3 separate regions of the Homo sapiens genome follow, and all the other regions are linked to region 3. Evidence: chromatin contacts called from ENCODE Hi-C or POLR2A ChIA-PET data. All regions are on one chromosome and are shown on one strand. Each heading gives the region's core, a stretch centred on a gene start or an enhancer-like site at or near the end of the contact. The rest is flanking DNA. Distances are from core to core; before and after follow the strand shown.

What was found. Hi-C counts contacts between places; a loop is a spot of excess contacts on that map. ChIA-PET counts read pairs that join two places held with the same protein, here RNA polymerase II (POLR2A). Pooled maps may share reads with other maps.
Region 1: a loop to region 3 is called in a pooled map, with 2.1 times the contacts of the local background. The contact joins two enhancer-like sites. A Hi-C loop is called at or near these places in 2 of 50 pooled maps. POLR2A ChIA-PET finds 5 or more read pairs at or near these places in 4 of 52 experiments (AG04450, CD8-positive, alpha-beta memory T cell, MCF 10A and 1 more).
Region 2: a map of aorta shows a loop between it and region 3 (2.5-fold over the local background). The contact joins two enhancer-like sites. A Hi-C loop is called at or near these places in 4 of 168 maps with a recorded cell type or tissue (CD14-positive monocyte, Calu3, aorta and 1 more), 1 of 37 single-sample maps with no recorded cell type and 6 of 50 pooled maps. POLR2A ChIA-PET finds 5 or more read pairs at or near these places in 3 of 52 experiments (HEK293, IMR-90 and activated T-cell).

Annotation. Positions count from the first base shown.
Region 1 is chr2:43,538,766-43,542,165 of GRCh38, reverse strand. THADA (THADA armadillo repeat containing) reads left to right here. Exons shown (of 38, transcript NM_022065.5): 21 at 850-1,007. Among named protein-coding and RNA genes, the nearest start is that of THADA, 56 kb to the left of the region's middle. Within about 2 kb of position 2,070, at least 16 of the 41 ENCODE cell types and tissues checked have a DNase peak (open chromatin) inside an H3K27ac peak, as active enhancers do.
Region 2 is chr2:43,481,529-43,484,951 of GRCh38, reverse strand. All of the region lies in intron 26 of THADA (THADA armadillo repeat containing), which reads left to right. Among named protein-coding and RNA genes, the nearest start is that of THADA, 110 kb to the left of the region's middle. Within about 2 kb of position 1,816, at least 11 of the 41 ENCODE cell types and tissues checked have a DNase peak (open chromatin) inside an H3K27ac peak, as active enhancers do.
Region 3 is chr2:43,311,701-43,315,565 of GRCh38, reverse strand. The region is part of intron 31 of THADA (THADA armadillo repeat containing); the gene reads left to right. Among named protein-coding and RNA genes, the nearest start is that of LINC01126, 86 kb to the right of the region's middle. Within about 2 kb of position 1,990, at least 8 of the 41 ENCODE cell types and tissues checked have a DNase peak (open chromatin) inside an H3K27ac peak, as active enhancers do.

The DNA of each region.
Region 1 (3,400 bases), core at 821-3,320, 230 kb before region 3:
GTGCTCTTTTATTTAATATAATAGTTCATCTTGGATTTTAAAAAAATATCAGTACCAAAAATACTCCTAAAACTAGAATAAGAGAGTAAGTAAGGCTAATTATAGCTTATTGGCCATGGGAATTAAATATATTTTGAAAGATAATTTGTATTTTCCTTTGATTTTAAAAGTTATATTCTACTCCTTTACTAATGCAACAGTCATGCTCACCAAAATAAATAAGGAGTGTATTTATTATAGTCATCCATATCATACTTTATGACAGAGAGGCAGAGTTTGTTTAATCTTTGGAAATTAAAGATTAAACAAGTTTTGGAACAATATTGTGTTTTATTTTAAAATTTAATTTGAAAATAATAAATTAAAATACTGGGCCTGGCATGGTGGCTCATGTCTATAATCCCAGCACTTTGGGAGGCCCAAGCGAGAGAATTGCTTTAGTCCAGGAGGTGATGTGGTGAAACCCTGTCTTTACAAAAAAATACAAAAATTAACTGGGTGTGGTGGCGCATACCTGTAGTCCCAGCTACTAGGGAGGCTGAAGTAGAAGGATTGCATGAGCCTGGGAGGTCAAGGCTGCAGTGAGCCATGAGCATGCTACTGCACCCCAGCCTGGGTGACAGAGCGAGACCCTGTCTCCAAAAAAGAAAAAAAAAAAAACTTAGCATGATTTCTTCTCATAACACATGCTCGACAAATGTTAGCTTCTTTCCTTCTGAGTAAATATAACATGACAAATCGGGTTTGTTCAAGCAGATTATTCTTGGGGAAATTATGAATAAGCTTGTTTTTAGAAACCTGGGATATGAGTAATCAAGGTTGCAATCGTTGTGTTTTTTTTTGTTTAAGGTAAAGAAGTAAAAACATGTGATGTAACTGCGCAGATGGTGCTGGTATGTTGTTGGAGAAGTATGAAGGAAGTTGCTTTACTTTTAGGCATGTTGTGCCAGCTTCTGCCCATGCAGCCTGTGCCAGAATCTTCTGATGGATTATTGACGGTGGAGCAGGTAAGGCACATGTTTATTCCACCATGTATAATTTCTGGTCAACGCATAAATCACTTTTTTTTTTATAACCCAACTCTAAAAAAAGGTTTAAAATTTTTCTTGAATAAAATCATACAAATGTTAACTGAAGAAAGTTCATGGTAATTTAGAATGTTAGACTTTATAATACATTTCAAAACTGTGGCATTTTTAGAAATTTTTTCTAAGGTATATAAATAACTGTAGATTTTACCTCACTTTTAACTGTAGTTTTATCTCTAATTTTTATTTCTCCATTTCACATACACAGACTTAAACTTTAGCTTAAAATTGTCTTATTTAGTAAAACTCCACAAATCTCTTAAATTTTGGAAAGAAAAAAAGTAACATGTTGGTTGATTATGGATCTCATGTTTCCCACTGCATTGATAATAAAGTTGTAGTCTTGGTTTTTTTGGCTGACTTTTGTTTTAAGACCACAAAGTTAGTTCACCATCTGGGACTGTTCAAGTGACTTGAGTGCGGTGTTTACAAGAAGTTAGCTTACCACAAGCATTTCATTTGGAAATATTTTAGATTTATTAGATTTCTGTTTTTAATTGATTCCCTCTTCCTTTCCATATGGTTTTGACAAATCCATTTCCCACCATTTTTCAGCAAAGATATATAACATGTACTTTCATTTTTAACTTTTTAAAAATAAAGGCAACTTTTTCCCTAGGGTGTTACAATTCAAGAACAAAACAAATATTGTAGTATGCTAATGCTGATTATTTCTATAATAACCACATGACTAGTTCCATGGAAATAATGCTAATACTTTTTTTCTCACACTCTGTGGCTTATGTTGCATGCATCTGGTTAACAGCTGCGCTTGTGATGTTGCAAGGCCTTGAGATGAAGAAAGGCAAAGGCGCACAGGACATTTCAGGCATCATTATGTTCCTTATTCTCTTCCAAATCAAATAGGCGTCAGTGTCCTAGAGTTACTTGCAGTCATTGCTGGTGACTGGCTGTAGTGCCAATGCCAACATCTTTGCTGAGGAATCCAGCTATGATTAATGATTACTTCACTGATGTTCACCATCTTGCTAAGAAGTAAACATGTGCTAGAGGCCTTTGATTTCCCAACTTCTCTTTCCAAGGACAAGTTAAAACATTTAGTTTTTTGGGTTTGTTGGGTAGTGTTTAAAAAACAAATTAAGGGAAGTGTATTTTGCTTTTACTGTAACTAAGACGTGAAAGCTTCCTATGAACATTATTTTGCCTTGACACTTTTCACATAGCACCCAAATCTTATGTATTTAATTTGTGTGCGACAGCCGTGTTAAAATTGGGAATTAATGTAAAATAAGAGATGTTTGTTAAAAAAAAAAACAATTATCACAAAAAGACAGGTTCTTATAAACCAAAGAATTCTTCCAGTGACTGCTTAAATAAAAAATAAGATCCTGACTGTTTTTCTGTAAAACATTAGTTTCCGTTGTAATGAGGTCCAGTCATTTTTCTATGTTGCCATTCACATGGTAACCTCACATACATAGGCGTGAGAAGAAACTGATGACTGAATGAGCGATGAACTGTATATGTAATAGCAGTGTTCTAACACTGGAACCCCGTCCCCTATGAAAAACTTGATTCTTCGTATTGCTGACTTTAGCTAAAGAAATGTCTCAGTTTAGGAGTCAATAAAAATCCAAAGTCATCAAGAAATTAGTGTTATTTACATTACTGGAGAATTCCTGCTTTTAAACATAACCTTTTGCCCCATGAACTTCCTTTAAATTAATAATAATTAAATATACTTACATGTGCTTAAAACCTTTAAGAGTTAAAAATATAAATGACAGAGAAGAACATCATTTACATTGGAATGGCTGGGCCACACCTGAGGTACACCCTTCCAAGAGCATAGTTGCCCTGGCAAAGCTAGATCTGTGCCTAGTGGTAAAACTATGAGTTTAAGAGTCAAGCCTTAGGTGAATGTGACTGCCGTCTGAATACACGGAGGCAGTGAAGTGACTTGCAGGCAGAATGCAACCCTAGTTAGAGGGGAGAATGTGGAACTTGCATTTCTTATTCTTCAGAGTAGTAACTGTGATCTACTTTTCTCTCAATGGATGAAGAAAGCCATTCCATACAGTCTAAAATACAATTCTATTCTATTTTGAAATTTGATGACTTGAATGTAGATGACAGTCCGTTTAAAATCATCCTGATTTTACAGCTCCTTGTTTAAACCGGTGGCCACTTAAATCCCCCATATAGGAGTATAAAAGGTAGGGAGATTACAGTTTGGGGTTTTTTGTTGCTGTGTGGGGAGAAGAAATGGGGCTTGTTTATAATTCTGAGTTTTCAGTGATATATTCACAAACCATTAGAGCTGGAAGGATCATAGAGATGATATTATCCAG
Region 2 (3,423 bases), core at 567-3,066, 170 kb before region 3:
TTTTTTTTTTTAATTGCATCTTCTTTAAGTAGTCCTGAAATGTCTTAACTTTACTTGTATATATTATCCTAGCTTGTATAATATCTTTAATTTTATAGGTGGAAGTTTAAATGTTTATGATCCTCTCATTAGAACATCTCTCACATTACCTTTGCATTAAACTCTTGTACTAAGAGGAGCACCTATATGTGTTAACCACAAGAAATAAACAGTGCTTTTTACTTTTGGTCTTTAGTTTTATGTTTAACCTCTAATTTGTTTTTGTCTTTAAAAAACAGCTTTTTTGTTATGCCTGAAAAGAAACCTGTGGAACCATTTTGATTTTGGGTAGTTTTTAGATAAAAATGCACAAGATCTGTTTGTTTTTAAAGAAGAAAAGCTTTGAATAGTTGTTTTTTAGCACTTAAGAGGATTTAATGGTAATCTAATTGACTTGCAGTTGTTAACACTAGATGTCACTGTTGCTGCACATTTAATTACTTCCTTAACTTTATTTAGGATCCAGTTTGGCCCAGTGGTCTTTCTCTTGAGGATCTAGAGTTATATTCAAAGCCCTATTCCCTTCTTCCCTAAAAAAGTCATTATGCTTCATATTTAAGTTTTAAGCTAATGTTTATTGAAATGCATTTTTGTGTGATGGAACTAAATCTTAGGAATTAAAAAAATATGAAATCATTTTGTGATGTACTAGTGATAATTCTAATGAAACCTACTATGGTATTTCCGAATTATCATTTAAATTGCTTCTTGTCACCCTGTAACATTCACCAGATATTTAAAAGGAAGGTAACTGGCTGTAAGTATAAATCCCTTGAGCATGTTCAGGCAATACCAGAGAGCTTTTTAATTTTTTTTTTAACTGAGTATTTTTTAAATAAATAAAACATTACTCTTGTGGAGGGATGATTATAATTTTTATTTTTTAGCCTGTTCTTAAAGAAATTCTTCCTGTCACTAACTTGAAATCACTAATATTTGTTTCTCCTTAGCTTTGTCTATTTTGTTAATAATTCTCCAGTGTGCTACAGTTTAAAACAGTTGGGTCATGTTATAAGGCCTTGATAAATACTGGTATAAATGAAATATGATATTAAGTCATCAAACAAGTAAAATTAATGTTTAAAACTGAACTTGAAGAAAATTTTTTTTTGTTTTTTATGAAGTGATTCTTGAATATATATATAAATATATATACATTTTACTATGTATAGGAGAAAATGATCAGAAAATGAGAAAACCTCATTTAGGTTGTATCTGAGGGAGGAAGAATAGGGCAGTGATACTATACAATTTTAATTTTTTGCCAAAGTTACAATGATGGAAACCTCCATTATAAATTTATTCCTCTTGGATAGGAAAGATTACAAAATATATAAGATTTCTAGAAAAAAGGAAATAGGAATGAGAAGTTTTTAACTGTGAAGAATGTGAGAGCTTTTAATTTTAGTAATCTGAAGATCGGTATGGACCATTATGTGTACAAGGCTTCTGTTCCCTGTTTAACCCATGAAGATATATTTCTTGGCAGCTCCCATTAGGTTTGCTTTGCAAAACCTTTAGTGTCTTAAATTTGCAGTTGCTTGTGATGGTTCTTTTAGTTTTAGTTTGTTTAATTATGTCACTTTTTGTTTAAATGTTTATATGCCTGTTCCTTCCAATATTAACTTTCTGAAGGAAGGACCTTTTTCATCTGTTCTGGGTACGTAATGGGCACTTTAAGAAGGCTAGTAATAATGATATCTTGGTTGGTTACTTATCCACCGGATAACTAACCTCAGCCGGTGACACACCTCACAAGTCAGTTGTTTCCTTTCACAACCACAGATTGTCCTGCTCGCAATTTGGAAATGTGTGTTCTTGGTCAGAGGGAACTGGACATAAAAAGAACATCTGCTTTTTCCATCTAATGGGAAATAAAGGTCTGACTTGGAGTAAACAAACCTGGTTTCTAGGCATTTTGCTGCCACTGGAGATGACCTTAATAGGCCCCCTTATCCACTTTGCACTTCAGTTTCTCCATCTATATACCAGGAATAATAAGATCTGTGCTGTCTACTCCTAGGGCTATTGTGAGGATAAAACAAACTATTAGAAGTTCATTTTCTTTAACATATTGGAAGTCCTAGGCAATTAGAGATATAGTTTGGTTTTTCTTTCTGTTACCACTTCTGTGATTGTACTCATCTGATTGTCTTGCTCTTAAGACCGTGCTTTTTGAGGACAAGGTCAGTATCTTAACCATTCTTGGGTACCTAGAGTCTAGCATAGTATCTGGCATATAGAAGGCATATAGGAATAATTGCCTAATGAATAAGTAAATTTTGTTACTAGAGGAGAAATAAGAAATCTGGTTTCTACTCCTGCGTTTGTTACAATATAACCACTATAATCAACTGAGACAAAATAGCCAACCTCTCTGGGCTTTGGTTTTCTTCTCTGTAAAATAAGGTTTGGAATATTCCTGAGGTCTTTTCTTTTTTTAAAATACTAAAGTAAGGCTTTACATAATGTTACTGGAATTGTAAGTTTGGTAAAATGATGTATTCCCAGTGCCGTAGAACAGTCCCTGTCGCATAGTACAGACAAGAAGTTCCTGTTTCATATATAAAGAAAGGAGCAGAGGATCCTTTGTAAGTGTGTAGAGGGTACCTGTAATGACTGAATTTTTGCACCCATTAGTCTTATTTTAGATGTGTTTTTTGGGTTTTAAAGAATGAGAAAACAGAAGTTTCACTTGTGCTTTTAAAGTAATATTATTACATTTTAACTTTTAAAGCTCTTTTCCTTTCTGTTTATTGCTGCGTGACTGACTTGGCCTGACAGAATGAAGAACTGATTTTATGTAAAATCAGAACCAGCAAAGCTCTGCAACCTGTGCAATATGCATGTTTTCTAAAATAGCCTCCATCTCCATGTGAGTGAGCTCAGCTTCATAGCTCCTCATTTCTTACAGGACAGGAGCTAAACTAATATGGCGCTTAGCTCTAGGTCTTTCCTTTTAGCCCCTGTGTGTATTAACTTTCAGCTGTGAGTCCCAGCTAAATGATACATGTCAATATGTAGCAATCAGAAAAGGTTTATTTTTGACTTCTTGGAGTGTGCTTTGCCAAAGCTTCATGCAGGTTCTTAATGTATAGCATTGTCTAGCTTTTGCACACTCTCCACCTTAAATCAGTGAGCCAATGAGAATTTGAAAGCACTTATCATGAACTCAGTATTAACATAATAGGGGAGTACATGAAGAATATAAAACTTGGATCTTACTCAAGGAGTTTACAGTTCAGTTAGGAAGACAAAAATTGTTACATGTGAGTCAGATACAAATAGGAGACACCATATAAAAATCACCTGTACAATGTGATGTGAGTGATGAACACATTAGAAATTTATAAATGGTAGAATTGAGTGGAGTATATGTTGGGG
Region 3 (3,865 bases), core at 741-3,240:
CCTTCAACCCAGGAGTTCAAGGCTGCAGTGATCTGTGATCACACCATTGCAGTCCAACCTGGGTGACAGAGCAAGATCCTGTCTCTAAAAAAAAGAAAAAAAAGAAAAAAAAAGAATGTAACTGGAGATGCATTCACTTTGCTTTTGCCCAGCCATTTTGATAATCAATATTAGGGGTTTGGGAGGTAGGGAGTGGGGAATGGAGGAACAGACTAGAATGAAAGCCAGCGCTATGGTAAAAGGAATTATTTTAGAATGGTGGGATTACAGGGGAGATTCCTTCTCTTATTTTCTATTTTACTAATTTTATGAAACATAATTCTGTTTCATTATGTGTATATACATATGTTTAAATTAAATGTATTTAAATATGAATCTTGAAAGGGATTGATTATTCCAAAGGAAATGAAGTAATAACAATTTCAGGGAAACTTTTTTGGATGGAGGAGCATCTGCTCATCCCCTCTCCAGTCCTATTCTGTAAATGGCCTTGGAAGGCTGTTCCTACCTCTGACATGTCTTAGAACCACGTTGAAGGGCTAGGGGCATAAACAAGGAGAAAAACAGTGAAGGAGAAAGGCAGAGAAGATTATTAGAAAAGCTTAAGATAATGATGTGTTTTATGTAATTCAAACTTTTATCATAGTGCTTCCCAATCATTTGAGGTTTCCTCAGCCATTAACTAGGTTTTAAAATTTTCAAATCTGGGGGTTTTGTTTTGAGTTTTAAACCCACAAGGACTCTCTGTCCCCTGTGTTCTTTTTCCTCTTCTGAATCCAGCTGTCATCGTTAGTATATATCAGTTTCCTGCTGGAATGGAAAGAAAATTATAGTGTCCAGTTGTAGTTGAGGGAACAAGAAAGAAAAAGCCGAACTGCCACAAGGACTCAGAGGGCTGGGTCTCAGGCTGGGCAGCGACATGGAGACGAGAGCTTTAATTCTTATATTAAACCCATCTTAAATTATTTGCTCTCAGGTTGGAAATTTTCCATTGAAATTTCTGTTTACAGAAATACTATCTAAGACTTGACTAAATATTTACCCCTTTGACAGATGGACTTTCTGTTTCTCTTATGCCCACACCCCTTAAAATTGTGTCTGTCACAGCTACTGAATTGAACATTTTCTTTTACCAAGTATTTAAACAAATACCTACCTGCACTTTCAGACTTTCATTTTAAGCTCTCTTGTTGGGTTTTATGAGCGGGTTTTTCCTTTCCTAGTCTCCATTTTATAAATTTTATGCAACTTGGTTCTTTTATAATTATGTGTATGTGTAATATATTGAAATATGACTCATGAAGAGGATTGATTAATCCTAAAGAAATGACATAGCAATCATAGATAGGAATATTTTAGGCTGATAAGGATTTGTCCATCCATACCCTTCATATAAATGATCTCAGAAGGCTGTTTTCCTACCCCTGAAATATGGATAGGATGCCCATTATACCCTCATTTTTAGGAAACATTGTTTTCAATCTCATCCTCCTTGTTTGTAGGGGGCTATAATAATAGTGGCCAACATTTATTGAGCATCTATCTCTATGCCAAGCACTGCCAAGCATTTTATGTGCATTAATGAAGAAAGTACTAATGTTCCTTCATGAGACCACAGAAACTGAGGCATAGCGAGAAGTGCCTAACATCCCATGTGTGCTAAGGTGGCAGATCCTGAGCTCTCCAGCTGCCCTCACTGTGGCCTCACGGCACAACCAGGGCCAGAGTCAGGAAACATCAGTCACTCGCTTAGGGAAGGGAGTCCGAGAACCCTCTTCGTGGACTCAACTTCCCAGGCTTCTGTCCCTGCTGCAGAATGCCCAGGCCACAGAGAAGGGACCCCCTTTTCAGGAGCTTCCACGTCACAGGCTTTTATGGGGCCTTTCTTGCTTGTGTTTCTGTTTCCCATCCTGAGGGTGTGTGGAATAATACGAGAGCCTACCCAGGACTGGAGCGTGTTATTAGAAAGAGCACGCTTGACTGCTCCCGGGCAGCCACCTGCCCTTTTTCCCTTGGAAAGTGGACCTATGGCCACTGCACAAAACACTTCCTAATACCAGGCTGCTGGTGACTACATTTTGTGGTTTCTTTGTTAGTTGATATTTATAGTTCAGATCTCATCACTCTGCCAAGTGCAATAAACATTTTGTTTTAACTGGAATATAACTTTTATTATTGTTATTATTTTTCTTTTAAATGTCTTAAAAGTGACCAGCTTGTGCAAGTGGAGTCAGAAACCCTAAATAGTCTAAATGCCAAGTCAGTGCGCTCTGTAGATCAGTGTACGATTAGAAGACAGGCTCTCATTTATTACTGCTTGTATTTATATAATGGAAGTTAGGTAACATAAGCCCCTCTGCAGGCCAGCTTAGATGTTGATGATGCTTAAATGGTAAAATCTGTGAGAAATGTTCAACAATGCCCTGTATTTGTACTGCCTAAAACATGAATAATACATATGTGACATGAATAAATAGGTCAGTGATTTTTATGACATATTAATTTCCTTTACCTAAGTTCCTGGGAAATATAGCTGAACAGTTACAGAGAATGAAAACAAACACTGGCATCTTACAAACACCTGCTTTGATTATTTAGTCTAATTAGGTTAAATTTAACTATTTCCATTTTAACAAATTGAAAACAATTCTTATCTGTTCCTCGGTCATGCACTTTATCAGTGTTGGATGCAGATGTGTTTAATATGACACAGTTGGTGCTGTTTTCTCAGCTCTGGGTGGGAAATAAAAAGGAATTGAGAACATATTTTTAGAGTCTTCTGGGGACTTTGTATTTCTGGGCCTATAGCTATGAAATTTTAAGGAGGAGGAAAAAAAAAAAAAAAAAACAGGCTTTGTTGTCAATAAATTAGTTGGTTTTCCCCAAAACACTGGAACTGTCATCTGAACTGCTGCTTGTGCCAAAATTATCTTTCCCAGGGAACAGTGAGCTTCTAAAATAACAGATGTTTCCTAGCTGTCTTTCAGAAGTCAGAATAATATAGGGTATGTTATTAGATTGCTAGGTTAACGTGGTGTTTACTCTGTTAATTCCAAACCTTGCGCTGAGTACAGAGGCCCACAATTCTTTAGAAATTTAGTTTAGAGATCATAGCAATTTAAGTGACTTACCCAAGGTTACACAGCTGGTTAGTGAAAAGGGTGAGCTTTCCTGACTCCTTATTCACCGTCCATTTCTGTGACCAAAGTTAAAGGCCTCATATAATGTGAGAGTTGTGTCTGTGGCAGAACCGTGTCATGAAACCTTCTACCCACATTTTCATCCCAGGAGTGAAATACCGTTCTAGTCAACAACTAGGGTCTCAGAACATCTGTGATTTCTTTTTTTTTTTTTTTTGCAGCTTTGTCACCCAGGCTGGAGTGCAGTGGCACAGTCATGGCTCGCTGCAGCCTCAACCTCATGGGCCCAAGTGATCCTCCTGCCTCAGCCTCCTGAGTAGCTGGGACCACAGGCGCATGCCACTATGCCAACCTAGTGGTTTTTCTGTTTTTGTTTTTAATTTTTTATTTTGTAGAGAGAGGTCTCCCTTTGTTGCCTAGGCTGGTCTCAAACTTCTGGGCTTAAGCAGCCCTCCTGCCTCGGCCTCCCAAAGTGCTGGGATTACAGGCATGAGCCACCATGACCGGCCACATCTGTGGTTTCAGTGTTCTCTGTTCCTGCCTTTCCCAGCTCCAGCTGCACATCACAGATAATCTGAAAGTAGTTGCCCATGTCAGTTAAATTTTTATGCAAGTAGTTTTTGAAAGTCTATTTAAGATATTTCATGTAAATGGAATCATACCTTTGTGGCCTTTCATGTGTGGATTCTTTCACTTAACATGTTTTGAAGGTTCATCCATGTTGG